Regions from separate parts of the Mus musculus genome. Here regions 1, 2 and 3 are each linked to region 4. A link is a loop called in an ENCODE intact Hi-C map of the cell type or tissue named here. Cell type or tissue: left cerebral cortex. All regions are shown on one strand. Region 1 overlaps Rasal2 (RAS protein activator like 2). Region 2 holds the start of Gm30568 (a long non-coding RNA gene). Region 3 overlaps Rasal2 (RAS protein activator like 2). Region 4 overlaps Rasal2 (RAS protein activator like 2).

Region 1 (8,000 bases), 110 kb before region 4:
CATACTGTTGGTAGAAGCTTGTGTGTCTGAACACAATACATACATACTACATACATACACACACACACACACACACACACACACACACACACATACATATATATCTGTAATCAAGTTTATAATGTGTGAACTCATTCCTGGTTCTTTTTTTGGTCTATTCCTTTTCTTCCCTCCCCCACCCCACCCTCTCCTTCCTTCCTATTTTTAGAGACAGTCTCATGGCCTTAGACTAACAGAGACACACTTGTTTCTACCTCCTGAGTAGAGGGATTGAAGGTATGAGCCACTGTTATTGGTTTTCTAAGCCTATAGAAAAGTTGAAAGAATAATAAACACCCATATACTTTTCATCTATATCAACCAACTGTTAACTTTTGGGGAGGGGGTAGGTTTGTTTTCAATCTCTATAGATATGTATACATTTTTTTTATTATATAGAACCATTTTAAACTAAATTATAGATACTACCTCTAACTTATGATATTAATTAAATTTCAAGTGTTGACTCTTTTGACAACACTTGTACATATGATATAAGCATATTACTAGTCTATTTCCAATACTCTCACACCTGTGTTATTTTTTCATATTGCTAAAATGATAGTATATGTATCATTTGACATTCTATCTTTTAATTAGTATTTTAATCTAGTTATATCAGCATTTTCACATTATTAGATATTTTTATATAAATTACTTTAAATGTTATAAATACTTCAATAAATGTTTGTACGAGAGCTTAATATTTGTTTCCCTTTTAAAAATTTTATTGACAATGCAATAAAAATCTAGTAAGCGTAGGTCTGCAGCTCCCTAGCCTCATGCAAATGCTCATGCATTATTTTAGACCAGATGTTTTAAAGGGTTAGGCTAGTAGTTTCCCTTACTTGGCAAAGTTGGCCAGGTTCTGAATGACCTTGGCAATAAGAGTTAGTGTCCGAGATGTGCGGTCATCAGGATATTCCTGCATCAGGTTGAAAAGACTGGGAGACATAATGGCTGGGCAAAGAAAACGGAGAAACAATGAGGCACTGATGAGCCGCTCACTGATGTCTTGCTTGCCTCGGTTCAGGCACTGCTGCTTCCATGATGCAAACACTTCTTTCAACTCACGCGGGAAGACACTACAGAAAAGGGAAAACATACACAAAAAAACCCCAAACCTCTAAATATAAAAGTGTCATGACCCATGAAAGATAAGTGACCCCACTTTAACCCAGGACTCCACTGACCTAGAGCTGAGCTAGGAGGACCCATTAGACACCTAGGGATGGGGATCAGCCTGGGTCATGGCTGACAAGATGTGGGAAATTCACAGAAGGCCAGATGGCGATTTGAAACTGAAAAGTTACAAAACTCTGGATTAGTACAAATTTAGTTTAGCTAAGTGGAAAAATGGCGTAAGGGTCCTGACTATATCTGGTTTAACACAGCTCACCATAACATCCTTAAAGGCTGATATGGAAAATCTTCCCAAAGTCACCACTTGCTTGTAGAAAAAAGATCAATATTTATGAATACATCTGTTCCATACTAGCTAAGAATTTAAAAAATCAAAGCTGCCCCAAACCAAATAAAATAACCCTGCCCCACATTTCCAAACTCTACTTTTAGGTATTAGGAAGGAGACTGCTGACAGATGGAAAGCCTGATTCAGAAGTCCTGCTTAGAGTGAAGGGTGACATTTAAACAGCACTAAGGAAGGGGAATCATGCAATTTCCTTCAAGTCCTTTCCTTGTGTGGACTTTCATTTAGAAAAAGCAGGTTCTATGGCAAGGTTACAAGCTCACCAGTATGAGTTGATGATCTTGCAGAAAGCCAACTCACAGCACATTTTCAGGTTGCTCTGATGGTCCATCAGTTCACTAGATGAACACTTGCTGGGATCCACTTCACAGTTCTCATCTGATTCATACAAGGCTTTGATGAACTCCCCTGATCAAAGAGAAAAGGTGACAAGTACTATAGCAATGCTCTACCTTCCTAAATAGAATACGAAATGACTGAGCACTTGAGTTTTCTTTCCTCGGACCTGGCATGGAGAGACCATGAAGCAACACTGCTTTAGAACCTAACAGCTAACTCCACCCATGTACTGTGTTTATTCTCTTTGTCCTGGAAGCAGAATACAACCAATCACCAGCATCATCATTAGTTATAAAAATAGCGACAATTTGATTTAAAAATCTAGCATCTCTTATTGGAAACTCAGAACATATTTAATTGTCATGAGCTTGTGACAGATCTCCCCCTTAGTGGTATAAGTAATATCATCATTCCAGATAAAAAACTCAGGTGAAGCTTGGTTAAACAGGTAACCCAACTATGTATGTTTCTTCAGTATCTTCTAATAGTCGATGTTTTACTCTTTTTTTTTTTCTTTTTTGTTGTTTGTTTGCTTGTTTTTGCAAGACAGGGTTTCTCTGTGTACCCTGGCTGTCCTGGAACTTTGTAGATCAGGCTGGCCTTGAACTCAGAAATCCGCCTGCCTCTGCCTCCCAAATGCAGGGATTAAAGTTGTGCGCCACCACTGCCTGGCACTGTTTTATACTCTTTTGTGCATATTTATTCACATGCATATCTCACTGGTAGGACAAATGTTTAAATATTAGGAAGCAAGTTTTAATTATGTTCAAGACCACCCCCTTGAACAATTCTCAAAAAGGAGTGTAAGAACTTAGTGTTTTAGAAGAGATGGAAGTTCTGTTTTCTTACAGGTCTCTCTCTCTTCATTAAAGAGAGTCGGCCTTTTAAAGATCCTTGGTGAGGCTCAAGAAGGTCACTTCTTGAGTTCAAAAGGGTTCCTGAGCTGAGGTTCAGCTTCATCATAACAGGGGTTTGGAGGACAACAATAATCTCTACAAAATAAAGTAGCAAAAGTAAAATGAAATGTTTTCTGTCAACATGATTATTACTGAGGTAAAGAAAAACTAAAAGCCACCATGGAGGACGGAAAGTGCTTTAGAAGACACACTCTTAGAAAACAGGAAACTAAGTGGCGCGCAGATACCCCCCCCCCCCCACGCACACGCACACCAATGAGGCAGGGGGAAATGAATATGAACATACACTATAGTATCAAGAGAGATTTAAGGTCAAGCCCTGCATCCCTCACTTAACTGACTAAGGGGCCTTGAAAGGTCACTTAACTAGTCCGCACCTTGGCTGTTTTATTAGCATTAGACATGCCTTGTAGACTTGTGATAAGGAACACCACCCCCAATGTAGAGTTTTGGCACTTTTTTGGGCTCCCTATAGAAAGCACTATTAGGTACCAAATATGCTACTTTAAGATAGTTTTTAATAATGCAAAAATCGCTAAACTGGTAATGTTTAGAAAATGTTAACATTTCCTAGAAGATTATATCCATTCCATGTTTCCACACAATCTGTTTCATTTAAAGGTACATAAATGTAAACTTAAAAGTATTAGCTTCAAATATTTGGTAACAATTGGTCAAACTGGAAACCTAATATTCTGTTAAGGGTGTTCATTTGTGTCACAAGTAGGGAAATATGAATAATATAAATACTATTTTTCTTTCATTCTTCAAGTAAATAGCCCAATAAATTACTCAGGGTCCAGGCACAAACTGTTTGTAGTACCAGCACTATAGGGCCTCAAAAGATGTGATGCCTTAAAAAATTATTAAAATTCAGAAAATTGTTCTCCTTTTTGCAATTACAACTTATATCCAATAACATGTAGTACACTCAAACAAAGATGGATCTTTTTAAAAATAGGTTTGCATCTAAAAAGGTCCTTCTTTGAAAATTGAGTTTGCTGCTTTGCATCTGAAACGAATAAAAGGTACAAGGTGGCAATTACTGAGTTTAAATATTTAGCTAGTATGTATCCAGACTGTTTTATCAGATTTTCTTCTTTGAATTGTAAAAAAAAAAAAAAAAAAAAAAAATTTATTCATCTGTAATTGCATGAATATAAGCACATGGAGGGCACAGAGTGTCAGATTCCTGGGACCTGGAGTTATGGTGTTTGTGGATTCCTTGCTATTATGTGGCTGCTGTTATACAACTGCAGTCCTCATGGTTATGCAGCAAGCAAGCTCACTTAAATGCTTAGCCATCTCTCCAACCCCTTCTTTGAAAACACTTTTTAAATTAAAAAAAATTAGTTTTATTTTATGTGTATATATCTGTATGTGTACTGCCCAAGTGCCTGGTGTCAGTGGAGATCAGAAGGTGACATCAAATTCACTGCTATTGGATTTGTGAATGGTTGTGAGCCCCCATGTGGGCGCTGGGGACCCATTGTGGGCTCTCTGCAAGAACAATAAGCACTCAACCCCTGAGCCATCACTCCAACCCACCCCTTTCCCCTTTTTGGGAAAGATCTCATGTACAGCAGGCTGACTACAAACTTGTTAAGCAGTCATGCCTTTACCTTGAAACTGATAGAAATACAAACATGTACCACCATGCTCAGCTCTATTATGTGTTTTCTATGCAAATCACCACATTGTTACTATCATCAACATTTCATGTGTAGCTGTGAGTCAACAGGGGTTGGCTTATTACTGCTGAAAGGCATTTGCCTCTAACACCAGCATGGAAATTACACCTTCTGAGAGATTTATGTTTCGAAGATGACATTTCTTCTGTGTCACAAGACACTAAAACGTTGACTTAAATCAGTCAGGTAAAGGGAGCGAACAGATGGAAGACTTAAGTCTAAATAAAGCTGAGTTTTTCTCAGTAGAGAGTATGCTTTAAGATCAAGACAGCCTACAAAGCTAAATGATACTATACATTATGACAGGGAACTTTCTTTGAGGATGGATAGATATTAAACTACCAATGAACAACAATCCCCAGGCCTGATTGGCAGTTTCTAAAATCAAAAAGTTCAAAGAGTTTAGAAATAGCACCTCTTTTTTGCTTAAAGTGTATGACATACAACAAAACTTCATTAAGAAGATGACAATCCAATCTCAGTACGGAGGCTCTCATGAGTTGTTTTCATGTTCTTGGAAGCTGCAACCATTTTCTTTAACCTAGCCCATGTTGTTAGGTTACAGAATATTAGAAGAGCTCTTTGGACCGTTGGCTGAATTGTTCCCCATGCTCAATGAAATAATTTTCATGCCTTGGTAAGCTCATTAGATATTTAATTATTTATTATTGTATCAAAGGACTTGGTATTCATTTATCACTTTGGACATTTAATTCAGAAATCCCTTTAAGCAAAATAGATCTTATAATATCAATATTCTCACCTTCACATTCACAGGATAGAGAATACTGTTAGAGATGCTTCACTGTTACCTTTTATTGGATAACATAAATCATTAAAGCAAACCCTGACACATAATTGACAGTTATAGCAAGCACCCATGTAAGTGAGATTAATAGCATCTTTTCTAATATAGCGAAAAACCAACTGTTTTTCCTCATAATCCCGATTAGCTCTGAAAACAACAATTGAGTAGATTTCAAGATAACAGAAGTGAAAAAGCAAACCTCTTGCTCAGATTAGGAATTGTCCTACAGCAGGTGTGCTGCATGGAAACACAGCCCGACCTCCTGACCTGACAGTCAGCCATTACTTTTTACCACTTATGATTCCTTCCTTTTAAAAAATTTTTCATTTTTCAAGACAGGGTTTCTCTGTGTAGTCCTGGCTGTCCTGGAACTGGCTCTGTAGACTTGTTTGGCCTCAAACTTATACAGATCCACCTGCCTCTGCCTCCCAAGTGCTGGGACTAAAGGCATGTGCTACCACTGTCTGGCTTCCTTCCGCTTGATTCAAGGATCTGAAGCACCACAAGTAATATTTAACTTGAGAAACAATTTAACAACTACTTTATCTTACCATTTGAATTTTTTGTCAGAGGTGGTCTTGGGCTAGCAGAATGGCTCCATGGGCAAAGGTACTTGCTACAATGCCTGATGGGTTTTAGCTGGATCCCTGGCACCCACAAGGTGGAAGGAGAGAATCAACTACAAGTTGGATTTGTTCTTTCTCTGTCTCTGCTTCTTTCTCACACACATACACACAAATATAAATAAATAATAATATAAGAATAGAAAAGGTAGTCTTGGGGACTAAATCTAGGGCGACATGAATACTAAAAAATGTGCTACCACTGAGCTGTATCTTCAGCTTCTCCGAATCTCCTTGCTCCCAACATCTATTTATGATTTTTAAGGACTCTTTTATTTTTACTGGCCTCAGAAATGGAAGCTCTCAGCGAGGACAGCCCACATCTCTTGGCAATCTGCTCCGGGAGTTTTTCTTTGGCTTCTTTCATTTTCTGGGCCCAAGGTTTAGCACATTCTGCACCACCCTCCTCCTCATTCATCTTAGTGTGCTGTTTCTTCAGAGCACTTGTGTTGCAGGACACGTGGAGCGACAAGATGCTGACTCTTGGGGGCTTTAGAACGGGGTCCTTACCTTCTCTGTGTAAGGGCTTCCTGACAGAATGCTGCTGGACATCATCTTCTTTAGAAACTGGAAAGTTTGCAGAGTCTGCTAGTTCCCCTATGCAAATATCCCTCTTTCCTTTTTTTTTTTTTTTAAACAATAACCACGCTAAGAACGCTCAGCTTGGTATCCATATGCATCTGTGAACAGACATGCTCTTCCAGAATGCCTCTTAACTCACCAGCCGACGCACTCTGGCGTGCATGGGAATATGCTGCTTTGTTAGGGAAACCTTGTTCCTACCACTGACTTGGATCGCACAGCCCTTCTACTCTTCACCCAGAGCATCAGCTGGAACATCCGCATCCATATGCTTCTCACAGTGCACTTCAATGAGTTTCTGACATATTCAACTTCATCCTGATATAGCTGACCGTGTAGGAGGCACCCAGAAAATCTCTTCCTATCTTTTCTATCAGCTCCCAGGGCTATGTTTTCCTGGTTTTCTCTTTTTGAATTTTCTCTCTGACCATTTTTCTTGATTCCTCTTTGTCCTTTTATACTCTCAGCAGATGTGAATCATGAGGTGTGTTTTGGGCTCTTTCCTTTTGGTTTGATAATTTCTTAGCTTTATTTAACATTTCTAGATGAGTTAGTCCACGGGTCCTCACACCCTGAGTGTAGATGTATGTTCTCACTTGCTTTCCCACTGAATCACACCCAAAACTCCTACATATAAGGTAAACATTTAATTCCCTCCTTTTCAAGCTTCCTACTTCCATGATTTCTGTTATGAATCTAATCAAGGGGCTGGAGAGATGGATAAGCTGTAAGCGTATGCACTGCCCTTGCGGAGGACTTGAGTTTGGTTCACAACATTTACATCTTGCAGGCCATAACTGCATATCAAGCTCTCGCTCTCTTGTTCTTGCCACCCCCGTGTGTGTGTGTGTGTGTGTGTGTGTGTGTGCCTGTGCACATGCCCACAAGTGCTATGCCACATGTATGAAAGTCAGATCAACTTGTGGGAGTTGATTCACTGTTTCTATGATATAGGTCCTGGGAACTAAATTTGGGTGCGCAGCATTGGTGACAAGAGCCTTTACTCACTGAAATATCTCAATGTTTTATTTTCATGCCCCTTTGCCTGAAAAGTTTACTGCATCCTCGAGTTTTTCCTTCACTTCTATGCTTTTTATTTCATGTCTCATTCTTTCTTCTTTTATGCTAATTCCTAATTGTCCTTACAAATTCTCTGCAAAAACACAGGATTTCTCTTTTGGTTAAACAAACAACCTTATCTCATTTCCTTATGTTATAAACTCCCTATGAACAAAATATGCCTATAATCATTCAGCATACCTCTATTTCTACCCATTGTTGATGGTTACATGTAACTGATAAGCACTAGAAATATAACTAGTATGAATTAAAATGTGGGATGAATGTAAAATATACACATTTCAGAGTATGGAAAATAAATACATCATTAACAATCCCCATATTCCTTCCAGTCAGCACCAGCTCCAGGCCATCTTGGGTGCAAACTCGGCGGAAGGTCCCATGGTCCCCAGAGGAGTCTCCACCCCACCAGGTGCCCTAGCATGCCCAGGA
Region 2 (8,000 bases), 200 kb before region 4:
TCAGAGGAGACTTAGCGCAAGGCTGCCCTGTATTTGCGGGGAAGGTGAAGAGACCGGTTTGCATTTCTCACTTCTCCCTCAAAGCGTGAAAACAACAGGCCAGGCTGGCCTGGTTGCTGCATTCTGTCTCCAGATTGTTAATGCCTTGCAAAGATTCCCTCCTGTACAGTGCATCCCGTCCCCAGGGTGGGGGAGGACAGCCACCCGGAGGGAGGTGCTGGTGACTCATTTCCCCAGAGATCACTCCTTGTGCTAGCAGGGCCATGATACCACATTGCTTTCATCATGCAAAAAATAAAACCCCCAGACTGGAAGTCTTGGCTCATCAGCCAACCTTCTATTCTATAAGGAAGAGCACGCTGCGAGAGAAAAGTACCCAGACAAGTGACTGTAAACTTTTACCCATAGATAAAGATATTGAGGCATTTTCTAATTAAAAAAAAAAAAAATCGCAGGCTGGAGGGATGGCTCAGTGGTTAAGAGCAGTGGCTACTTTCTCAGAGGTCCTGAGTTCAATTCCCAGCAACCACATGGTGGCTCACAGCCATCTATATTGGGATCCAAAGCCCTCATCTGGTTGTCTAAAGACAGTGACAGTGTACTCACATACATTAAATAAATCAATCTTTATTAGTCAAGGCCTGAGGCTGTAGCTGACTGTAGCTTATCCAGCATGTAGAAGACCCTAGCTTCCATCACCGCTACCCAACGGGGTTGGGGTGGAGGAATCTATTCTGATTCCTCAAAAGGTATGCTGAATAAAGAAATAGTGATTGACAGCCCTGAGGTCTGGGATTTCTGAGGCTCAGAGAACTGGAGGAGACACCTCTGGCTCAGAGCAAAACTGCGCTTAAGAAAAAGAATTGAAGTCCCAGGACACAGGTTCTGAGAATGGGAGGGAGCGGGGATTTCCTTACAGCAGGATTTGTCTGGTGTTGGAGGTCTCAACACTAATAAGGATACTGTTTTCTGACGGGCTCACTCACTTGACCAGAGAGGCCAAGCAGGGGAGGAGGGGGAAGAGGGCGAGGAGGAGGAGGAGGAAGGGGAGGAGGGGGAGGAGGGGGAGGAGGGGAAACTGCCAGGGCTCAGGAAGGGGACAAAAAGGCTATAAATGGATCCAGAAGCGTCAGAACCCAGAGATGGTGCTCTGGAAGTAAGCGGTATACAGCCAAGAGATCAAAGCAAAAGTTGACCCTAAGGTCTAGCTTTGACTACAGATCCACTGTGTCATCTCACCCCATCACCCTCCTGAACCCACTTCTGGTCCATCTGAGGCCTGGGAAAACTAATGGTCTCCGTGACTGTTCTGTGAGACTCAAATCCAAGGGGGGGGGGGGGGGCGGAGACAGCTCTTCACTTGCCTACGACCCCAAACGCCTGTCTAGTGCTCGATTTAACTCACTGGCCCAGCCTAGCTAAAATCAATTCTGTAATCCCAGGACAGAGCGCAGGGGCCTGCGCCACCTCGTGGGCGATATCGGAACTGCATGCATGCCTTGATCCTGGCATTCTCCCAGGGCATACTTCAGGACACAACACATTAGAATAGTGGCCCAGAGCCGGGCGTGGTGGCGCACGCCTTTAATCCCAGCACTCAGGAGGCAGAGGCAGGTGGATTTCTGAGTTCGAGGCCAGCCTGGTCTACAGAGTGAGTTCCAGGATCAGCCAGGACTATACAGAGAAATCCTGTCTAGAAAAACCAAAAAAAAAGTGGCCCAGAACACACAGCACTATCATTCCTCTGGTTCTTATGCTAGGAATAAACCAATGTTATTCCTGAAACGCCTTCCCCTTGCCTCCAGGGAAAAGAAACGGCAGTGGCGGTAATGCCAATAGTACAGCTAGTGACACTTATGTCAATGGACTTCAAATTCTCACTACTTCCCATGTCCTAGGCCAGTTCACTGGCAGCCCAGGGTAGAGTTGGACGTCTTCAGGACTATTACTATTACTACATGGAAGCTTGCGGCTCTGGGTTAAACATTACACACAGGCAGCGATTAGTCTCCAAGCCGTCCTTGCCCTTTACTCTAGTCCTGGATGCCCATTGAGTGGAAGCGACTCATCCACACCTGCCTCCTGCAAGGGTGGCCATGCCAAGGGCTCCTGGCTTTTCTTTTTCAGCCTTCAAGAAGAGAAGGGTTATTCTACGTTGCTAACTTTGCCTACCTACGGGAACAGTGAAAAGAAGGGAATCCTCTCCTAGGCGGAGGATGCTGCCAGCTGGCACCGGAACTCAGGCAGCCACAAGTGCATCTCTGCAACACCCCAGTGTGCTGCAGCGCCACCTGGCGGCCAGAGTGGCACTCAGCGAGGAGAGCCGGCCTAGATCGCCACTCCACCTGGTATCCAGTTCTGCAGTGGGTGGGAGCCTCGGGAAGACTCATTCTGCTGTTTCAGAGGTTTGGGCCCTCAGAGGTGGGGCTGCGTCCTGAGGCCGTGGTAAAGCAGCATGGCATCTCATGGCAAAAGCTGGGGACCTTGGGTCTCCTTAAGAGTACACCCCAGTGATCCAAGCTCTTCCCCCAACCTCTGACCTCTCACGTGCTCATGCATACACGTGCAAACAAATGAACACATACAACGCGTGCGCGTGCGCGCGCGCGCACACATACACACACACACACACACACACACACGCGCGCGCGCGCGCGCGCGAAAGTCGTAGAGTCAGGTGAGGTTCGAATCGGAAGAATGGAAATTGCTGGTGAATTTGGGTGTGTAAATAAGGGAAGAAGAATCAAAGGACGGGTGGGATAGATTGTCCTGAGTGTTTTGAGTAGAACAAGCTGACACCCACTGTTAGCCGAATAAAATTCAAAACCCTTTGCACAGTTTTTAAGTCTTTAAATTTCAAAGCATTTCTATGAGCTAAGTATTATTGTCCCCATTCTACAGGTGAGGAAACTGAGGCACAGAAAGTTTGTATGAAGTCACACAGCTATCAACTGGAGAGATTACAAGAGAGTACTGCTACGTCAGGCTCCCTCTTTTGAAAAAATGCCAAACTACAATTATTTAATTATTTGTTTTATTGACTTATTTATTCATTTAGGTGTGCGGTGGCATGGCTGTATAGGTCAGAGGATAACTTTTCAGAGGTGGTACTCTTCTCCTACCATGGAGGTCCTGGGAGTTCAAACTCAAGCTTTTAGCTTTGGCAGCAAGCACCTTGACCCACTGAACCATCTCACCCACCCGGTTCTCTCTCTTGGTAAAAGAGGGGAGTTATTATCTGAGACAGAACTGTCAGGGAGGATGGGAAATGAATGGGTTTCACTGCCAGGAAAGAGGAGTGACACCTTCCAGTCTGAGTGTGTTCAGAGATGCCTTGTAAATATCCTTGTGGAGAGCGACCCTTTAGTGGGGATGTAGAGGGGATGCCAGGCCTAGAACAATGGCATGGAGGCAAATCTTAGGCATCCTGTCAGTTCTCCGGGAGTTGGGATGAGGTAATGCTTAGGAAATGTTCTCCTCAGAGGACCCCAGGAAGACACTACTCTTGTTCCACAAATGTCTCATGGGTATACAGACTTAAGAGCATTCACACGCCCCTGCCCCACCCCACTCTGGAGACTGCATCAGTCAGGAAGGAAGCCTCCATCACCAGCCACATAATACACTTCTCAACCTTTGATGCAGGACCTCCACAAGTCAAGAACTGAGTCTCCCTGGAGGGTTAAGAATCAAGACATTTGCCGTACGCGTGCAGAGCACAGCCTCTCGGCCGGCTACCCCGCAAGTGTTATTTTTGCAGTTTTATGGTTGTTTTTGCCCCGTGAGGGTCAGAAAGATGAACTCAGAGCCTTGAACCTCTTTTCTCACCTGTGAGGTGTTGCCTCTCTCCGGATATTCTCCAGGTGTGAAGACAAGACTTGCACATCCCGGTTTCCGCTACCCACATGGCTTCTCTAGCACATGGGGACCCTTTCCCTGGGGCTGCGTGGCTTCCGGCTGTCTTTCTGTTTGGGAGAGAACTGAACTGGATCCCCTGGAAGAGCAGTGTTCACTCTTAACTGCTGAGCCATCTCTCTAGCCACTGTGTTTGAAAGAACCCTTGCAAGGGAGTCCTGAAGGTCAGTCCCTTCTCCCTTTCCTCGCACAGTTGCAGACGTCCTATCCTGTACAATCCAAGTGGGGATATGCACCATAAAGGTCATGGGGAAGACCCGTTTTCAGCACTAGCAACAAGCCCCTGGCAGCATTCTGTGTCCCATCTTAATTATTGCACTTCTGTAACTTAGTCTTGCCCACCTCTCCTGCTGCCAGTCTGTCCTAGGGCCTACGTCTCCCTCACTGAGGTCGCCAGATTTCCCCTGATGATGTCCTGGGAGAGTCTGTATTAGAATGTCCCATTCCTGCTAAGACAGCCTCCTAACCTCAGATCTCATAGCATGGGCTGAACCGGACTCCCCACACAGCCAAACTCATGCTGCTATGTCAGAATAGTGTTGGGCTTCTCCTCTGTTCCTGCAGGAAGGACTCTTGCCCCTTCTCAGTGGCTCCCCGTGAATCACGGCGCCCTCTGCAGGAGGAAGGCTTGAACCACTGTGCCCTCTGCAGGAGGAAGGCTTCTTTCTCACACAGCCTTGGAGCCTCTTTGCAGTGGGTTGCACAAAGGACATGTCTAATTACAGAGATCAGAGCAACAGCCATCATGTACCATAGACAACCCTGTGCTTTCTTTGGCCCTGAATGCAGCTTTGCAAGTCTAGATTCATGCTCCTGGCATTACTGGAATTCCTTTCAACTTCACTACTATCGATCGGCAAAGACTGATTCACAAAGAAGACAGTCTCAGACCCGGAGGCCACAGAGAAGGCTCTGAGCTGCTTCTGGGTGGGGCCTGGAATGCTTGCTGGTGGAAGGGACTGGTTGGGCCAGAATAGAGACACCCAGCATTTCATAAGTTAGGGCGCTAAGGGCCTCTCTACTGCTCTGGGACATAGCATCTTTTCAAGAAGGGAGATAAACAGGAGCTCTCGAGCGTGAAGCAGACAAAGGTGAGGTTTGTCTCTCTGATTACTGCGCTCAGCCACTCACGGGTCAATCTGAGCCTGGGTCAGTGCCGAGTCACAAGCACAGACATCCCACGGGTGCACACACCTTACCATGTCACAGTTAAATATAGTGAGCCACGTTCACACTGCTTGATAAACGGCTGCTGCCCTGAGCTCCAGCCCCCCAACCAATGACAGTTATTATTTCCTGGGCCTTTCCCAGAGCCGCCATGTTTCTCCAATCCTGCAATTAATGATCGCACTTGGCACAGCCAGCCCTTTCAAGTTCTGGTGGGACAGAGTCCATGGGTAAATATTTAAAGCACCTCCTACCTTCAGAGCTCTCAGCAACCCATCCCTGAAGGACAGTCCAGCCCTACCACTCCTCACTGCGACTCTGTGTGTCCATCTTACCTTGTCCTGCCCTCCTCGTATCTGAAATAGTCCCAGTTCTGAGCCCACAGGTCTTAGCCTCCTTACTCTGCCTTTATATAAATCCAATTTGCTTATTCCAGATTTGTTCAACCCTTTTCCATTATAACACAACAGCATCACCAAGTTCATGCTCAGAAAACAGGCCAAAAAAGTCATTTTTTAAAATCACGCCCCCCCCCCCCACCCCAAGAAACCTCAAAGTTTTAGGTAAGTTTACAATTTTGTATCAGGCCTGGTTCCCAGCTGTAGGTGGGATGTGCTTGCAACCTTTCATTGATTAGTGGCTACATCATTGATTATGCAGCAGCAATGATGTCAGGCCACGCCTTGTGGGAAGCTCTTCAAAAAGGCAGATCCAAGGGGACCCCAGTGCTAGGGAGCCACCAGCACCACTGAGCAGATGGGTGGACAGTGGGCAAGCCTGTAGGGGTTGAGGCAGAGGTGGGGTCACACTGAGGCAGAGGGAGCACAGGGTGCAAGGCCTACTTAGGCACAAAGCTCACAGGTAGGGCTGAAAGTCAGTCTTAGTGGTGGCGCATGACAGGCTTCTGCTGGCCCCGTGAGGGGATGCTTTTGGGAGAGACCCAGTGCCAGAGCAAAATAACCGAGTGAACCAATTCCCCAGAACTTGCCACTGTTAACACAGTGCTTTTCAGCCTAGCCCCTGTGGCTGGCCATAGCTCCTGACAGTTATGCTTGAATCTCTGTCCCAACTCACTAGCTGAATGTCCTTCTGTGACACCGGTGCCAGACACTGATCCAGCGGGAGAGGATTTGTTGCACGGGGTTGGAATCTGGTCTGCTGGGTTAGTGCTGGGTGTCACTTGGGATTGGATCACGGCCCAGGGCTCAGCAGGAGGTCAGTCCTCATAGACCCACGACCTTCCTTCCCCTCCCACCCTTTATTCACACCAGCTGTTTAGCCCATACTTGATATGTACTCGATAAAAACCCACAACCAAAGGAGCCCTCATCTCGGCCCAGAAAAGCCAAAGTTTGGCCCCGCTGGGCTCTCGGCCACACCTGAGAGAGAAATGACTCAGACTGGACACAACTGTCTCCAAATGCCCTCAAGTGACTCATAGCAAACAGGGCAAAGGTGGCTGCCTAATGTCTCCCTGGCAGCTCCATTCTCCACTTACCCAGGAGAGGTTACAGCAGAGTGGACCACCGCTCATTTGCTCCTCTGTGTTTAAACCCCTCCTCCCTTCACTACACCGGAAGTCTTCCCTCTGGCGGTGGACTTGAGTCAGCTGAAGAGTATTTAGAACCTCTGCCGCCTCAGGCTGCCAGCAGAGAGCTTGATTCAATTGCTTTAGCACCAGCCTTCCTGTTCACAGTGTCCAGAATGCCCCGCTCCCCCCGCAGGCAAGGCTCAGACCACAGCTCTGACCCTGGAGTGTATACAGGGATGCTAAACAGGGGACTCCACGTTCTTGTTTGACCCAGACACCAATGCACCTGCAGCTGGTTCTCAGGCCTTCCATTGGTGGCCTAGAGCTATGCTCATTTCTGAAACCCAACCTTCCTTGGATTTTTTCCCCTTTAACTCTTCTTAGATTTTAGTAACATAAAAGTTTTAATTCTCTGAAGCGCCTATGAAAGCAAGCTATTACATTTCAGAAGCATGGATGTGGGAAAACAAGGAAAAATATTTATTGACCTTTTAAAAAGATTATTTTCGTCTTTTAAATTGTGTGTGTGTGTGTGTTTGTGGTTGGATGGGTTGTGGGGGAGGCATGTGTGTGCATGCAGTGCCCGCACAGGCCAGAAGAGGGCGTCGAATCCCCACTGGAACTGGAGTTACAGACAGTTGTGACCCACTAGCCGTGGGTGCTGGGTATTGAACTCAAGTCTTCTCTAAGAGAAGCACACGTTCTTAACCACTGAACCACACTGCACTTTATTTTTCCTACGCAGTTAAGGGATCCTTAAATTCATTTCTGTTTTGTATATATTTGCTTCTCTTAAGTCAATAGTTCATAATGTACCATCTATTGTTACGTTTTACACATCTGGTTTTTGTTTTGGCTTCATTTGCTTTGGACTTTTGAACATGCACGGAGGTAAACAGGATAGCATCTTGAAGAAGTGTGTACCTACGTGTCCCAGCCCCACAAGGCCAAGCCAGCACTCCCCACCCCCATCACCTCAGCCTCTCTTGCACTGTTTTGAGGTATACCTTGGGTTTCATATTTATGCTGTCTGTAAATGTGTTAGCAAATCACACAGGAAGAACATGGTTTGTAATCACAACTCCCCACGCACCAAAACAAATGAACATTTCCTAGTGTTCACGTTCCCTTACAGCACCATGCATGAAGACTTTTAGAGACTGAATCAGAGACTCTTGAGTTCAGTTTAGATGCTGACTAAACTAAACAAGTGGTGTCTGTTTTAGCGTGTATTAATCTATAGGTTATTCTTCTGGCCCGTGTTTTCTTTCCAGTCTACTCGTAGAAGCACTGGGGTGTGTCTCCTGCATGTTTTGCTGATGGTCTCACTGTAGTGTAGTTTACATGCTCGCTGTCCCCACTTTCTGTAAACTGACACACTTACACA
Region 3 (8,000 bases), 140 kb before region 4:
CTCCTAGACCCATTCCAGCTCAGTGACTCCAGGAAAGCTGCCCAGTAATGGCACACTTTCATTTTACTCTTGGATTTTAAAATAAAATAAAACAAAAGCAATGCTTTTGGAACTACGGGTTGTTGAATTTTCACATATCCACCAGAGAGAGGGGATGGATGGACATTCCCCCCCCCCCCTCAAATGTTTTACAGTAGGATAAAACATTATCAGTCTCACAAAAGTTAGGAGACTTTCATCTTTATACCCTGGGACTTTCCCAACAAACATGAATTACTTATTTTTCAGAAAATAAAGACAGAGAAAGACAATCTCGTCCTATCCTCACGATTTGAAAAGGAAATAGCCCATGAGGACCAACCTTAACACAAATGAAGCTTTCTTTTCTCTGAGTTTATCCAGGAAGACATGGACAAAGTTTAGTCATGCTGGGGACCTAGTACTGCTCTGCTGGGACACGAGCTGCCAAGAGCAAGCCTAGTGACGGTCAGGGGACCGGGGTGGGCGGGTGCTGGTGAGGGAGTCTGGGTAAAGCCATAGGTGACTACAGCATCAAGCAATGCTTGCCCCTCTCTCTCTCTCTCTCTCTCTCTCTCTCTCCCCCTCCCCTCTTTGTTGCAAGCAGGAAGTTGTCTTTATGGCAGAAGGGGTTGGTGGCTTCAGTTTAAATGTATGAAAAAACAAAAGCAACCCAACTACTGCTATTATTATTCCTTTAAATAATTCCCATTCTCTGGTGCAAGACTCAGGTGGTAAGATACAGAATCAGTATTATTAACTATCCACTTACTATATATATATATATTTAAAACAAAACAAAACAAAACACATGACTTGTGGCTAGGAGGTGGTGGACACACACACCTGTATCTCAGTACTCAGGAAGCAGAGGCAGGTGGATCTCTGTGAGTTTGAGGCCAGCCTGGTTTACAGACTGAGTTCCAGGCCAGCCAGGGCTACATAAAAAATCCCTGTCTTAAAAAAACAAGCCGGGCGTGGTGGCACACGCCTTTAATCCCAGCACTCGGGAGGCAGAGGCAGGCGGATTTCTGAGTTCGAGGCCAGCCTGGTCTACAAAATGAGTTCCAGGACAGCCAGGACTACACAGAGAAACCCTGTCTCAAAAAAACACCAAAAAAAAAAAATAAAATAAAATAAAAAAAACAAAAAAACCCAGAAACCCAAAAAGAAAAAAAAAAAAAGAAAAAAGAAAAAAGAAAGATGACTTGTTTTAAGAACAGGAGTAACTCAAAGACAGATTTATTATCCTTTTAAAAAATAGTAATTACTTAAAAATTATAGTTAGTGGAATTTACTGGGAGAACAAATACAGGTCTTTTCAAAGACAATAAGTAAGGATAGGCTAAAAACTAAGAGGTAGATTCCAAATATAATTCCCCTCTTCACACTATGTAATTACCCCTAAATGGAATAAACGGTACTTACATTTTTAAATAAATATTTGTTTCATTTTTGTCAGTATCAAATTTCTTATGTATTATATAAATAAAAAGTTTTTACCATAACTGGCATTTTTTTAGAATAGGCAAGGAAAGTTAGTTCAGTAACAAATGATAAGGCCCCAATACTAAGAAAAACACTGGTCCTGGGGTTCATAAAAAAATCAAGCAGTCACAAAAACAAAACAAGACAATCTCCCAGCTCTTTTAAAAATCAAGTTTAGTCATAAAAGGTAAAAAAAGAGCCTGAGAAGGATTGCGATTATATATTACCTGCAAATAACTGATAGCAAACAACCTCCCCTACTAGATATCTCAAAGTTTCTAAGCAGAGAAACTCCCTTTGTTTTCCCCACTGCCAGCTTTCAAAATGAAACAGAAATTAATGGAATAAAAAATACCCCCACTAAACTAAAAACAATCTCAAACAGGAAACCAAGGCTCAGCTGGCCCAAGTTGCTATGCCATTTGATTCTGCCTGGGTTAGAATGCAAAGCAATCTAACATTCCTGACAGGAAGGACTTAACACGGGAGTGCCCGGAGCTGGAATGTGTAGGAGGCCAGTGCACTGGCCAGGGCTGGGGACTGCTCAGCTAGAGAACGACAGGGTTTACTTGCCTGTTTGAATAATCTCATTTCCATTTATGACCTGTAATTTAACACAGTGGAGATATCACTTGCAATAGTAACTAGGCAGCTGCTTTGTTTCTCATAGGAAGAAGCCCCTCTCTGTTCTCCATCCTGTCACAGGGGTGAAAGGTGCCACACTTCGTATAGTCTTTGGTGCTATCACTGTGACCCCAGTGAGCTGTGAGGTTCAGGACGGGTGATTCTGCCACTCATCCGTTTGCAGTCCTGCTAGAAAGGGACTACTGATGTGGGCCTGTGCTTTGCAGCATGAACTGACTCATGGAGAGGGAGAAGCTGAACTCCCTGTCAAGGAGCAGGGGCTGCCACGAGAGATGAAAACCACTCCTGGGTACCTGAGTGCTAGTGTTCTGAAAAATGATATAATTAATCCTAGTGCAAAGAAAGTAACTATTTCCATTTTAGAAATGATTTTTTACTATTATTGACAGTAAGACACAGGGCTGATATATCAAAGTATAGATTGCCTCCTAGGTAGACTATTATTCCCAAACATGTCATCATTGAAGAAATGAAGCCAAGAGGACTACTCTGCTTCAACACTCACTTAAGAGATAAGATTTGTTCTTGCAGAAAATAATCTGATAATAAGCCATTCATTACAATGAATAAGTATGTACAGTCTTGCTATTCTACGATTCTATGTACCAGTAAGCCAGCAGCTTGGATTGAGAATGCTCCCTTTTAAGACACTATTATATTTTGAGCTGCCTTGGTATTTATAGTTTGTGCAGCAGTTTTCAAATGTGGTTCAGTCTGAGTATTCTTGATGGATCTATATTAGCTTTCATAGAGGGATTTATACTATAATAAAGCCTATGCTTTAGTGGGAAGCACATCACATTTAATCAAACCCAGAATGTTCTGACCCATTAGTTGAGAGTGGTCTTCATGGTTGTGTAGTCAGTGAGTGTATTGGTTTATGGAAGGTACCTTGGTTCAATGGAAATAGTCCAGAGAACCAAGCCATTGGAAAAGCAAACTGCCAGACCATAAGTCTGACTGCCTGAGCTCTGAGGATACCATTGTTTCCACCTCTGAGAGCTTCTGACTTCTGGTCAATCAAATTCCCTTCCTGGATTCCATCTTTATTGACCACTTTCTGCTTTATATTTAACATCAAAACTGGAGACAGGTGGAGGTGAAACTCCCTGGAAACTAGTGCTGGAGCTGTCCTGCCAGCCAGCATACAGAGTCATACTGTGTTGCTGGCAAGTTCCCTCTGCTTAAGACTGCACTAAAATTGGCTGAAATCTGCTGTGTTCCAGCACTAAGATCTCGCTGTGTGATTACTAATAAGGCTCACATTGCTTCACATTGTTATACCGCGAATCCAAAGGGGAAACTTTTCAGCACTAGTTTTCTTGAGGAAATTACTATCTTTATCTATGCTATTTCTCTTAAGATTAAGGAGTGATATATTTTTTTTTAAATCTGATAATATGGCAATATGGCCTTGTTTCTACTATTCTTCCTAGCTTACCTTGGGAATACCTTGAAAGAATAAAAGTAAGAAGGGCATGTAAGGTAATCATAGCATATATTTCTCTGGCTCAAAAGAGGTCAAACATCCAGAATTTGACTCTAAAACAGTTTGGGAGCTATGTATGTAAGAAAGCATCACATCTCACAACGAGCTTCTAAGCCCAGTGTGCTTCAAGGCTTCAAGACAGATGACGCCTGGGAAGCGCCCTCCCACAGCTGTGCTCCTAGTTTGAAAAATAAACCCACTTTACACTGAGCTCATAAGAAAATTTGCTTGTTGAAGGGCATGTGTAAGAATACTGGGGGCTTGGCTAGTTTTCCCCGGAGATGTGGTTAGATAAATCACTATCAAAACTGTAATTGCCTTTTGTAACTTATTTCCATATAAGAAATAAATCATACTCTACAGTGATAAAGCAACAAGGAATTGGAAATATTCCATATATACTAGATTTTGCTCTGATCAATGGTGTGTTTCCTTGTGAAGGGTATCATTCTACTAGGTGTAAGCTGTCATCAATAGAAACCTAGGTTCTAATTTTATCAATATTTTTAAAAATAGTTTTATCCAGAGGCTTTCTGAGCATAGCACCAACAAAGAAGGGCAGCCAAGCACATTCCAAGCGGCAATGCCAACCCTTGAACCAAAAGGATAACAAGGAAAGCTGTCTCCTACAACCTTATCTTTCCTCTACAATTCCTTTGCTGTGACTAGGCGTGGATGGCAGTGGATGTGACTGACAAGACCGTGCAGAACACAGCCAAGCAATGGTTAGTGTAGGTCACAACCCAGATATATGCAGTGCACTTTTCTACAGTTTCCTTCTTAGAGAATGCCCTCCTTTCCTCAAGGAGAGAAGCCAACTTCATCATGTACCTTGCTAAGACTTGTCAAACAACTACATTAAATACACAGTACTTTACACACTAATATTAATGCTATATCAATATGGAGGTCATATGGAAACTCATCCAATATTCAAAGGATAATGCCAAGAAACTTCCAGTATCTTGTTTTCTACTGATTTGCCATTTGCAAGGATGGGAAGTCAGAGAGTAAAAGCTATTAAAACAAGTGTTTTCACTAAGTTCAGGGCCTGCTTACCTGTGCATCAATTATTTTCTGCTTTGCATCAATAACTGCTTGCATCTCAGCATGATCTTTCTTTAATTCTTCTTCCACAGCCATTAGCCTAGAATGTGGTAGGAAGAAGGTATTGATATTTTCAAAGACAGGGCTAGGCAACACAGAGAATGAGAAACTTAAAACATCTGTTTCCCAACAGAAGACCTCTTTTATTGTAATAACCTTTTCTTTCTTCTCCTCTCCTATCTGCCCTTAAAAGAAGACGTCTTAATTGAGTCTTTTATCTGTGATTGAGTCTATAACATTACATTTTCTTAAGAGGAATATTCTAGTAATCATCTTCCTATTAGATTACTCTTTTTGCAAGCATCTTAAAAGAGCAAATGAACAAAACCAACAAAACAAAAAAAAGGCTATCTACTTTTTACATTATTTATTATTGAGAGAGTATCTCATGTAGTTCAGGCTAGCCTTAAGCTTGCTATGAAATTGATGCTGGCTTTAAACTCCAGGTACTCCTCTCTACCTCCTGAATGCTGGAGTTAGTATGTGCAAGCACCAGCATGCCTGCTGCAAACCATCTACTCTTCCTCTTGAGTTATACTGTAGTTACCATCCTGTCTCCCTTCTCCCTTGACAGTAATGTTTCCTACAGGGCATTCCATGAGATCTCGTTTCCTCCTCACATCTCAATCCATTTATGCACAATTCTTCAGTTCTAGTCCCATCACTCTTAGTACCAGGTCACTTCCAGGCTACTCGGACAGCAACCCTTTTTATGTTCTCTTTCTTTGCCCACAGTATGTAGAATGATCAAAGCTAGTGGTTATGATCTGAAGCCTGATGCCTGGCTCCAATCCTAGGTCTCCACTGACTATGCTACCTTGGGCATGCAAGTATTGACAATTTTTCTATCTGTAAAGAAGTGATAATAATATCTGGTTCAGAGAGCAGATAAGATAAAACAAAGTACTATTTACAAAGTGATTAAAAAAGTACTTGGCCATAGTGAGTGATCTGCAAATACAGTTAGACATTTTTCTTCTTTCCTTTTTTGGCATCTATGGCACTTTTTGGTCTGGCCCTAAAGACATCCAGTGAGACTGCTTTGTTTTTGGATTTGTCTTGGGAAAACCAAGTTAAATCTTAGTATTGTAGATTTTGAAAACCCAATCTTTATCTAAAACTTCAAAGTAAATTCCTAGTTTCCCCCTCTTTTTTCCTCTAATATTGTTATGGTTAAAGAAAAAAAGGTCCTACTTTATCTTCATAAAAGTATACCAGATTTCATCTGGGCCGATGCCTGAGAGACACAGTCATTAATTACATTTGTACTGAGTACTGTACTACAAAATATATTTATAAACATGGATGAAAACTTTTTCCCAAGTATTTGGACCATTTTCCCATTTCTTTGTACCTAACTAGAGCTAATCAGAGAGCAGGTGGTCTTCTAACCTGCTGATGATGCTTTTCATCTGGCTGTCCTTCTCCTCCTGCTGTCTGCGCAGCCGCTCCTCACTATCCTCCAGCCGGGCCTTGTACTCCAGCAGCAGCTTCTGCATCTGCTGCTCCTGCACCAGCAGCCGGCGCTCATACTCCTCCAACCGCCGGCTGGACACTCGTAGGCGCTCCTTCAGCTTGGTAATTTCTTGTTCATACTGGCAAAGGGGGAAATGAAAGAACGTGAGGAATCATATCAGCTTTGGAAGTTACTAGCCAGAGAACCCCAGGTGACATGGTAGATGCTGCCTGATCTGCCATGCCCTAGCTCTACTACCCAGGTTATTTAAAAGTGTCAGCTGGCATAAATGTTAAGGAAGCACTGTCATGTCTAAAGTCACATTTTAAATCTTAATTTGTCATTATGAACTCTACAGAGTTATGTACTTCACACTAACACACCAGCTGCGGCAAGCCATGGCCAATCTGCAATGGTATCTAATGGAAAGGACAAAGAAAAAGAAAAAGAAAAAGATTAAAAGGTTAGAAGCCTGACAAATGACTTAAGCTAAAAGCTAGCTGTCCACAAGAGAAAGACTTATGTTACCACTTGTACTGCAGGATTTTTGACACTGGGGTTCATGAGACTGTCTTTATTCCTCTAGAACTTACCCTTCAGACAACTGAGGGCAAAGCAACATTTCTGTTGCCATTAAATCGGTTAATACAATTTCATGACAGAATAGGCCCTTCCTGCTTCCCTCTTAATTATAAGAGTGTGAAATATTCAGGTCATAAGCACTGACAGGGTCTGCCTCTTCTCAAGGAGGAACTAATCTTGTCTCTTGTCCTAGTTCCGTGATGTGGCTTCATCAGCCTGACCTGGTACCACCTGCTGGAATCCATACACGTTTTCACTAGCCTTCTACAAATTCTGTAATTCAGCTGGTTACTTGGCCCTTCATGTACTAGCTCCTGTGGATGGGTGGTTAGTGTGATTGAAAGTCAAACTGTGAGCTGGAGAGATGGCTCAGTGGTTAAGAGGATTGACTGTTCTTCCAAAGGTCCCGAGTTCAATTCCCAGCAACTACATGGTGGCTCACAACCATCTGTAATGGGATCCGATGTCCTCTTCTAGTGTGTCTGAAGACAGCTACAGTGTATTTATAAAAATAAATAAATCTTTAAAAAAAAAAAAAAGATCGCTTGATGCTTAAAAAAGTAAAACTGTTCAGGCCAGGTGGGAATCATGAGATTCTTCATGGATGAGCTACTCATCTTAGTCATTAGTAAACCCATGATACATATGTATGGGGTTTTATAAAATACAACTTATAATACCGTCTTAATTATTGGTGAAAAGACAACTAGCTACTGCTTATCCACTTCTCTGCTATTAATTTTTCTGGCTAATGTAGAAAGCCGAGGCCGAAAGCCTTATAGGACAGTTCTGACAGATTGGGCAGCACTGTTAGGCATAGTTAATGATTTTCTAACAAAAAAAGGTTAATTTCTGATGGTCAATTAAATGTTAAGGTTATTGCTTAATTTTTTCCAGGTCTATTTTTCTTTAAAACAGTACCCCTAGCTCCAGGGGTAGAGGATAGAAGACTGAATTTGAGGCCAGTATGGGGGTATGTATAAGATCCTGTCTCAGAAAACCAACCAACCAACCAACCAGTCAACCCACCCACCCACCCATATACCCTCCAAAATACTATATGAAATCCCCCAAACAAGAGATATCATTTTATTATCTGTACAGCTAATTTGTCTTTATTCACAAAATTTAAAAACTCCAATAAAACTAAAATATAAATTGATTGTTCCCAAGATATAGATTGTCTAGTCCTAACATAATTGTGAACTTGACGAC
Region 4 (8,000 bases):
CAAGTCTTCTATGAATCATAAATGCTGTGCCTGTGACTTAACCTATCTTTCTGATTGTTCACATTTCTAATACTGAATTCAAACATTAAAAGCTATCCGTGGTTTATAGACGTATAGCAAGCTTTGCTCACGTGAGAAGATCTGAGGATGCCTTTTTCCTACCCTGGTGAGTAATAATTTTATTATGTTTCTTGTACTGTGGAGTAATCAAAATTTGGAAAAATTGTTTATGTCATTTTATCAGTTTTACAGGTAATAGCCATGAACCTAGTAAGTAATATTAGACTGCCAAAGCAAGTGCTTTACGTCTAAGTCTCCACTGAAAGATTGACTTGGTGCTGCTATGAGGATATGCATGAGCTTGCATGAGTTTATGCATGCCATATGTCTACCCTCTGAAAAGGTAATCTGGCATTAATGGGCTATCATATTTGTTTCCTTTTATCTTCCCAGAAAACATATTTGATGATTTCATGTATAAAATTAGCAGATCACTATTGTTCTAATTTGCTTTTATTTGTGTATATGTGACATTCTTTTCTATGAGCAGCTTATAAACTTATGTTAATAATATATGTATATAGTTTAGAGCTCATTAGTTCTGTACAGGTTGCTAAAACAGTAATCTACAGCCCTATGTCTAAACAAATTAAAATTGTTTTTGAACTATATTTTAGTGTGTATGTGAGTGTGTGTGCATGTTCGGAGGACAACTTGTGGGAGTCAGTCAGTTCTTTCCTTTTTCCATGTGGGTCCCAGGAATCCACTTGGGAATCTGGCTTGAGAGCAGGCAGCTTTACCTGATGAGCAATCTCAGCCACCCTCTAACCAAATTTTCTTCATGGAGGAAACTACTTTTATCCTTCTTAACTATGTTTTCATAGTTAGCCTCATACATTAGATATATGACTACATGTTTTATACACACACACTCACACGCATTGTATATGCGTAGGTTGAGAGTGGGTATGGAGGGACAGGGAGATGGGTCGAACTGGAGCACACAATGTGAAACTCACAAAGATCAATAAAAAAATTTAAAAATTAATGACAGGATACTTAAGATGGCCATGAACATAGTAATCATCCTATCTCAATTTCTTCAGTGTTAGAACTACAGGAATTAACGCCATGTATAGCAAAATATTTATCTTTATCATCATCATCGTCATCATCATCATTGACTTTTTTTAAAAGGCATGTCACGTAGTCTTGACATCCTGAGGATGACAGGAATGTGTTCCACACCCAGTTTTATACCATCCTAGAGACTGAACTAGTGTTTTGTGCATGCTAGGCAAGCAATCTACCAACTGAATTGCAATCCTAAGTTTAAACATTTTACTTTTGGTTGACATATTTGTATGTATTCATGAGGTACACAATTATGTTTAATTAAGATACACACAAAGTAATGATTACATCAAAATAATCAGAATATCTATTGCCCTAATGTTTTATCATTTCTTTATGGTGAAAATATTTAAAATCCTCTTTTGACTATGTAAAGATAGACAATGTGTTCCAAGTAACTTTGCTTATCCTGCTGTGCTACAGAACCTAGTAACTTATTCTTCTCCTCTAACTGTCCTCACAGCCCTTCCAACCTTCAACCCCACACCTAAGATAACTATTATTATACTCATAACTTCTATGTACTTAGCTTATTAAGATTCTAATTTTAAGTTAAATTGTGCAGTGGTGTTTATTTGAAGTATTTACCTAATGCCATATAGGGACATCACCCTTGTTGAGTCAATTGAAAAGATATGGCTGAAAACTATTCAGGTTTTATTTCTAATTTTCTAATACATATAATCTCAATTACAGTAGAATAAAAAAAAAAGACTTGATTTCAATAAAGTTCCAAGTAGATTTGTGTTTATGTAGGCTAGACAGGTAAGAGAGTACTTGGCCAATGTGTACTAAGCCATAGAGATGAGCAAATTCAGATGTACTTTTACACAGTATTGTGACTACAGATAAAAATAGTTCACTCTAGATTTCAGAAAGCTAGAAATGTTTTTAAAGTTTACATCATTAAAAATAGACAAATGTTTGAAGACACAGGTATGTTTAGCCTGCTTCTAAACACCATGCAATAAACATGTATATTAAAATCCAATCCCATTAATATGTCCTGTGTTTACATTTATGTATCAAATAAAAGTACACAAAAGGGAAGTGTTTTGCATAGCATTCAGTTCTTGTTACATGCATATGTAAATATATCTTTTATTCAGCTGATGTAAATGCTGTCTCCCAGGTTTACTGCCTCCATCTGCTAACCTAGGCCTAGGACTAGTCCTGGAAGCTTCCAGACTCCATACAATCTTATCTAAGCCTAGAATGTTTTCAGTCTCTGAGACTTACTGCTGAATAAGCTCTCCCTTTCTAGCTCTTTCTGAACTCTGGCTGGCTGATCAACTCAACTGTTCTGGCTCAAACTCCTCTCCAAACTGATAGATCCAACCTGGTTTCTCACCCAGCCTCTAACTTTTCGCTCTGCTTGGCCTCTAACTCTGACAATCTCTTCTAATCCTCTGGCTCCGGCTCATTCTCTGGCTCAGTCTGGCTTTGCCTGTGTCTAGCTTGTTCCCTCTTTAACCTGTCTCTGTAAAACCCTCCTGGCAAAGCTGCCTCCTTCCTGTCTCCCTCTGCTGCTTCCTTTTATGTTGCCTCTTTCCTCTCCATTCTCCTGAGAGGGGCAGATCCTATTCTGTCAAATCTTTCTCTGATTCATCACTTTGTTTGCCACTCAACTAGACATCACTTTCAAACATGGGTGCTTCCTTCCACAAACTAACTTTACCTTTACTGTTTGGAACTAAGGGTATATACTAAAGGTATGTCTTTTTCCAAAGCTAAGGACTAAAGCTGTGTGCTAAGGGTTGAGCCACACCACAACTAGAAACATTTCTTTTCAGTAAGTAACATTATCTAGGAGTTCACAGTGTGATCAAATATCTGGCAATATGCATATGATAGACTATCTTTCTGAGAGTAGAGAAAATTATTTTTAAATTTCTAGTTGACTATTTGTTTTGACTCTTGTTTTTCTGTTCTTTGCTTATTTTACTGTCTTTCATGTTACTTCATGTTTGCTAATTTTAGGGAAAGTTAGCAGCATTATGTCTCTCCTCTTATGCTATTAAACTACCAGGAGAGTATCAGTCCAAACATTTGCTTCACGGGTAGTAACAGTGAGGGGAGGAGGAAGGAAAAGTCTTATCCTTCAATGTTCAAATATTTGTTTATTTTGTAACTTCCTTTTAATTTTCCTGGTATCTCAAAAATCCAAATACTCTGGGAATTTGTTTCCCCCCCCCTCCCTGAAAATATGGCTAGATGTATAAGTAGGAAAAGCACTAAAATGAAAGAGAACATGACCCATCAATTAATCATCATATGATACCATCTACTTTCCCGTTGTAAGATTTTGCAGAAAAAGTAAGAATGACGGGTGGTTTATTTGTTACCACGTCAAGATCTGGCTCTTTTAAATGCCTTTTTACCATAATCTAACTACTACTAGCTTTTAGTGTGTTGGCATGGGCATGTACACAGGTGTGCACTCACATGCATGAATGTTTGCCTTTCTTTTTTTCCATTTGCTCGAAGGACTAGGTCTTCAAAGTAAAATCCTTTAGAATATATCTTAACTTGGCTTGTGGAAGGAGTATAATTAGAAGCTTAAGTTCACTGTGTTATTTCTATTCCTAGAAATCAGGATGAAGCTAAAAGCTGTTCCTGATTGTTTATCACTCATTCGCTCTTCATAGCTGGTCTTCCGATCACAACAGTGTTTTATTAATATTAACATGTCCTAATGTGTACTGATATTATCAATTAGTATACACTAACATTAGAATACATTAACAGTGCTTTAGGGCTGGTTAAGAGAAGCAGTAGCTAGGGGTCATTTTAGTGGACTCTACTACTTTGTACTTAGGTGCCAATCCTGTATTTTGAATGTGCAAACTGGGAACCACAACCCAGTTTATAAAAAGGACCTGAATAAAATTTTCCTGTATTTGAGACATTTTACTGCCATCTGCTGGAAAACTATAAAATAACTGCAAACTGTATAACATTTAATGAAAGGTGCCCTTAGTCACCTTCACAGAAAGGAACAATCTACTGTGCCAAGATAGAGAGGATAAGAGAGAAAATTAGAAAGGCTTCTTGTCACCTGGACACCTGATAGGACAGTTGGTGAAAGTAGCTCTGCTATTAGGCTGGCTTGCAGAATGTCAGTGTTCCATCACAACTGACAAGCTTTAGGGAGTAAGTGCACATAAGAGGAATGCTGGGTTGCTTATGATCTATGTATGATAAATATCAGAAAGTACTATATGGCAGTAGCAAAAAATGGGAAGCTTATAAAACCATCCTTTGCTAAGCTTTTACCTTCCTCTATTTCCAGAATTTTGCATGATAGAAATATTTCGTTTAAAAGGATGGCTTTCATAGGTTACAGTTACACTAACTAAAAATGAACATTTATTACATTTCAGCTCTTATGTTCCTGTACCTAATCAACTCCTATTACTGTTTGTAGACAAGGAATACTGTCATCTGAAGAAACCGGATCCGCTGTGAAAACTCTGAACAGTTTGAACATAGTCTTTTAAAATTAAAAATATTATATTTAGTGTATATATGTTTTGCCTGCATGTGTGACTATATATCATGTGAATGGTACACATGGAAGCCAGAAGAGGTGCCATATCCCTTGTAACTGGAGTTGTGATCTGCTTTATGGGTGCTGGAGATCAAATGTAGGTCTTCTGTAAGAACAGTCAGTGCTCTTAACTATAAGCCATCTCTCTGACCTCAAGTATAATCTTTTGATTAATAAACTAAAACCTGAAAATTGTTAAGGGGAAGAGTAGTTTTACTAGATTCTCTAAATCTTGAAATGAACATTTCAGAAAACATTACATTTTCACCAGAAAAGAATTTGATGGTGCTGGAGCAATGGCTCAGAGGTAAAGAGCACTGGCTGGCTGCTCTTCTAGAGGTCCTGAGTTCAATTCCCAGCACCCATATGGCAACTCATAACTGTCTAATAACTGCAGTTCCATGAAACCTGATACCATCTCCTGGTGTGCAAATGTACATGCAGATAACACACCCATATGCATAAGTAAATAAGTATTTAAAAAGTATTGGATGGAATAAAATCAATGTTGGAATCTGCTGAACATGAGATTAATAGTGAGGGAAGTAAATACTCAAGTTGCTCTCATTCTTGTCCAGGTGACTGTAATAGCATCCTGACTTGTCTCTGCATCCCCATTCCTGCACCTTTGCTATTAAGGCATTGTGAAGAGTAAGAATCAATGCCTCAAGCCACCCCAAACCTCAAGGTCTGGCTGACCATGTGCCTGGCACCACCCTAGTCCTCTCCTGTTTTCCCTCTAGTCTCCTGGGATTGTCTGCTGTTCACTCAGCTGCTCTCCTAATTAGATTCCCTACTCCTAAGTTTCTGTAAGTGTGACTTGCATATTAATGTCAGTCAGGTGATTACAAACACCAAACAGGTCTTTCTCAGGAAGCTAAAATGGTTTGTCCACACACTTAGGCTTCCCCAGTCCTGCTCCCAGCTTTGTTTTCTGCTTTGTTCTTGTCAAAATCAGGCAATATGACATCACTTTTTACTTGGGGTCATTGTCTATGACTCCTTAGTAGAAAGCAGCTCACAAAATTAGGGTTTATATACATATTTTTCCCAATTCTAACCCCTAGAGCCTACAATGGATTCTAAAACTTAAATATTTAGTAATATTACTTAAATAATCGTCTAAAACAAACAAACACACACACCCAAAATTCCAAACAGGCAACAGAATTTTTAAGGACACACTTTTCCTCCTCCATCTCATTTATGCTGTTAATTATGCTGTTAATTACATTTGGCAGTTGATTCGGGGATTCTCAGTAGAATGCCTTTATTAGAAAAACTGAGTGGAAATTTACCATTCAGAGATATTGGAGAAAATAAATTTTTAAAAATTATACCCACCTAATAGACCTTTTCTTCTAACTCTGGAGATTAATTAAATTGTAACAAAAGATATGCAAGAAACAACTTGAAATAGCATCTTTTCAGAATTAATGTAAATCCTGATATGTGCACTTTCTGGTGGCTCATCAAATTGAGAACCAGTACAATGGACCAGCCCATGAACTGCTTTAAGTTCTAAGAAAGATAAGATGGCATAATCATTAATACTACACTAATACTGTCACCATGACTGATTAACAGACATACCTGCCCTTTATCTTTCCTCGTCTTTATTCCTCATTAATCTTCATTACTCATTTAGTCACTCAATATTTATGGAGTATCTATCAACCTGCCATCCCTTTGACAGGTAATACCTAAAGTGAATTGTCTCCTCTTGCTGTTCAATTTTATCTCTGAATATACTATCTTCTCAAGCCATTTCAGTATGGCTTCTACTACTATATACCATTAAAACTGTTGTTTTAGACTAAATTCACTAAGAACCTTAATGTTGCTAAATCCTATGACGATTTTGTTTTTAGTCCTTATTGTAGCTTCCCCTGGGTAGCATGTGACAAAGGTGATGGCAGTTCTTCACTCTCTTGCCCTATTATTTAGTCCATCTATCTGACAACATGATCTTTGCCCCCCACCCCCACCCCACCCCTTATTTGGTAAGTTAACACTCATACAGGTCAAATGAATAATGTTGAGATTAACAAATTATCTCAAAGTAGACATGAGCTGTATGACCACTGCCTGGGTCAACAAAAAGGACACTGAAAGCACCCCAGGAGCTTGTCATACCGTTCCCTAATTCCTACCTCTTCCCTAAGACTAACCACTACTCTGACATCTAACACTACATATTAGTTTTACAACTTGAAGCTTCATCTAAATGGATGGGACATCAGGCATCATTGGGTGTATTGTTTAGTGAATTCTTCAGTAAACACTATACCAATCCACTCATTCATGTTCCAGAGGAAACCTGAACATGTATTAGGTCAACCCTTTCCTGTCTTAGGTCCTTAGAAACACACTGTCCTGGACCACACTTTCACTTTAAGTTTTGATACATAGAATTTCTAACCTCTATCAACTGAATCAGTTATTTCCCTAAAGATTACTGTTTTTTATTTTCTGCTAAAGACATTGCCCTCAATCCAAAATCAGCACAAATCCTTTCTACCAGCCTATCATGTTACTTCTCTCTTTTAGACCTATCGTACATTTGGAACTGGTTCTGTCAATGATTTAGAAAGAAGTGAAGACACACATGCCCTTACCCTTCATGAATATTATCTGACTGACCCGACACCAATGGCTGAAAAGAGTGACCCCTTGCTATTCCTCTAGGTCCTCTTTGTTATAACGTACATCTTACATAAAAGCACAATGATTCAGAATTCTTAATCCTATTCAATTAGATTTAAACAAATCTTGATGTTAAGAGGTTAAGTATTCTTGTTTTGTTTTCTTGTACCCTGGCTTTCTTTTGTTTTGCTATTGTTTATTTGTTTGTTTGTTTGTTTTGAAACAGTGTTTCTTATGAAGTCCTAGCTGGCCTGAAGCTTGCTTTGAAGACTAGGCTGCCCTCGAACTCACATAGATCCATCTGCCTCTGCCTACAGGGTGTTGACATTAAAAGTATGTACCACCATTCCCAGATATCCCAGCTATTCTCCATCTATGTCATTTCTAGGTGAAACTGAGAATCCATATGATAACTTGGAAAAGGAATATAGGAATATCATTCTTTAATTCTGACCCTGAGAATTGAAATAATACTGTTTTCTACTTTACAAAAGTGGTGTTCTCTGTGTGTGTGTCTACCTCTCTCTCTCTTCCCAGTCTGAATTAAATCCAGTCTTTCATGCTACACAAGCTCCCAAGCATTCAGTACAACTCTCTCCTAGACTTCTATTTATTTAAATCCGTTTTAATTTTCTGTGTAGAAGTTTTGCACATCACATTAGATTTCTTT

The links. Peaks named below come from ENCODE experiments on the same cell type or tissue, not always from the same donor. Only the 100,000 strongest peaks of a DNase experiment are listed, where the experiment ranks them.
Region 1: it touches region 4 in a loop (3-fold over the local background); 4 of 42 quality-filtered maps call a loop at or near these places.
Region 2: it touches region 4 in a loop (5-fold over the local background); 25 of 42 quality-filtered maps call a loop at or near these places.
Region 3: a loop joins it to region 4, with 3 times the contacts of the local background. A loop is called at or near these places in 9 of 42 quality-filtered maps.

The regions. Positions count from the first base shown.
Region 1 is chr1:157,162,816-157,170,815 of GRCm38, forward strand. It overlaps Rasal2 (RAS protein activator like 2), which reads right to left. Exons shown (of 18, transcript NM_177644.5): 10 at 1,792-1,936; 11 at 888-1,124. Among named protein-coding and RNA genes, the nearest start is that of Gm30694, 46 kb to the left of the region's middle. In left cerebral cortex, no CTCF peak of the experiment used is centred here; DNase peaks (open chromatin) are centred at 4,591, 6,258, 6,718 and 7,317; H3K27ac peaks cover 3,749 bases.
Region 2 is chr1:157,074,982-157,082,981 of GRCm38, forward strand. Gm30568 (a long non-coding RNA gene) reads right to left here and starts at 6,650. Exons shown (of 3, transcript XR_373631.2): 1 at 6,581-6,650. In left cerebral cortex, CTCF peaks have their summits at 1,476 (motif pointing left), 2,283 (motif pointing left), 4,533 (motif pointing left), 7,224 (motif pointing right) and 1 weaker place; DNase peaks (open chromatin) are centred at 190, 1,472, 2,261, 4,621 and 1 more place; H3K4me3 peaks cover 198 bases.
Region 3 is chr1:157,141,491-157,149,490 of GRCm38, forward strand. Rasal2 (RAS protein activator like 2) reads right to left here. Exons shown (of 18, transcript NM_177644.5): 16 at 6,140-6,342; 17 at 4,700-4,787. Among named protein-coding and RNA genes, the nearest start is that of Gm30694, 25 kb to the left of the region's middle. In left cerebral cortex, a CTCF peak has its summit at 6,256; DNase peaks (open chromatin) are centred at 3,256 and 3,821; H3K27ac peaks cover 324 bases.
Region 4 is chr1:157,276,929-157,284,928 of GRCm38, forward strand. All of the region lies in intron 3 of Rasal2 (RAS protein activator like 2), which reads right to left. Among named protein-coding and RNA genes, the nearest start is that of Gm51654, 28 kb to the left of the region's middle. In left cerebral cortex, a CTCF peak has its summit at 4,066 (motif pointing left); a DNase peak (open chromatin) is centred at 4,087.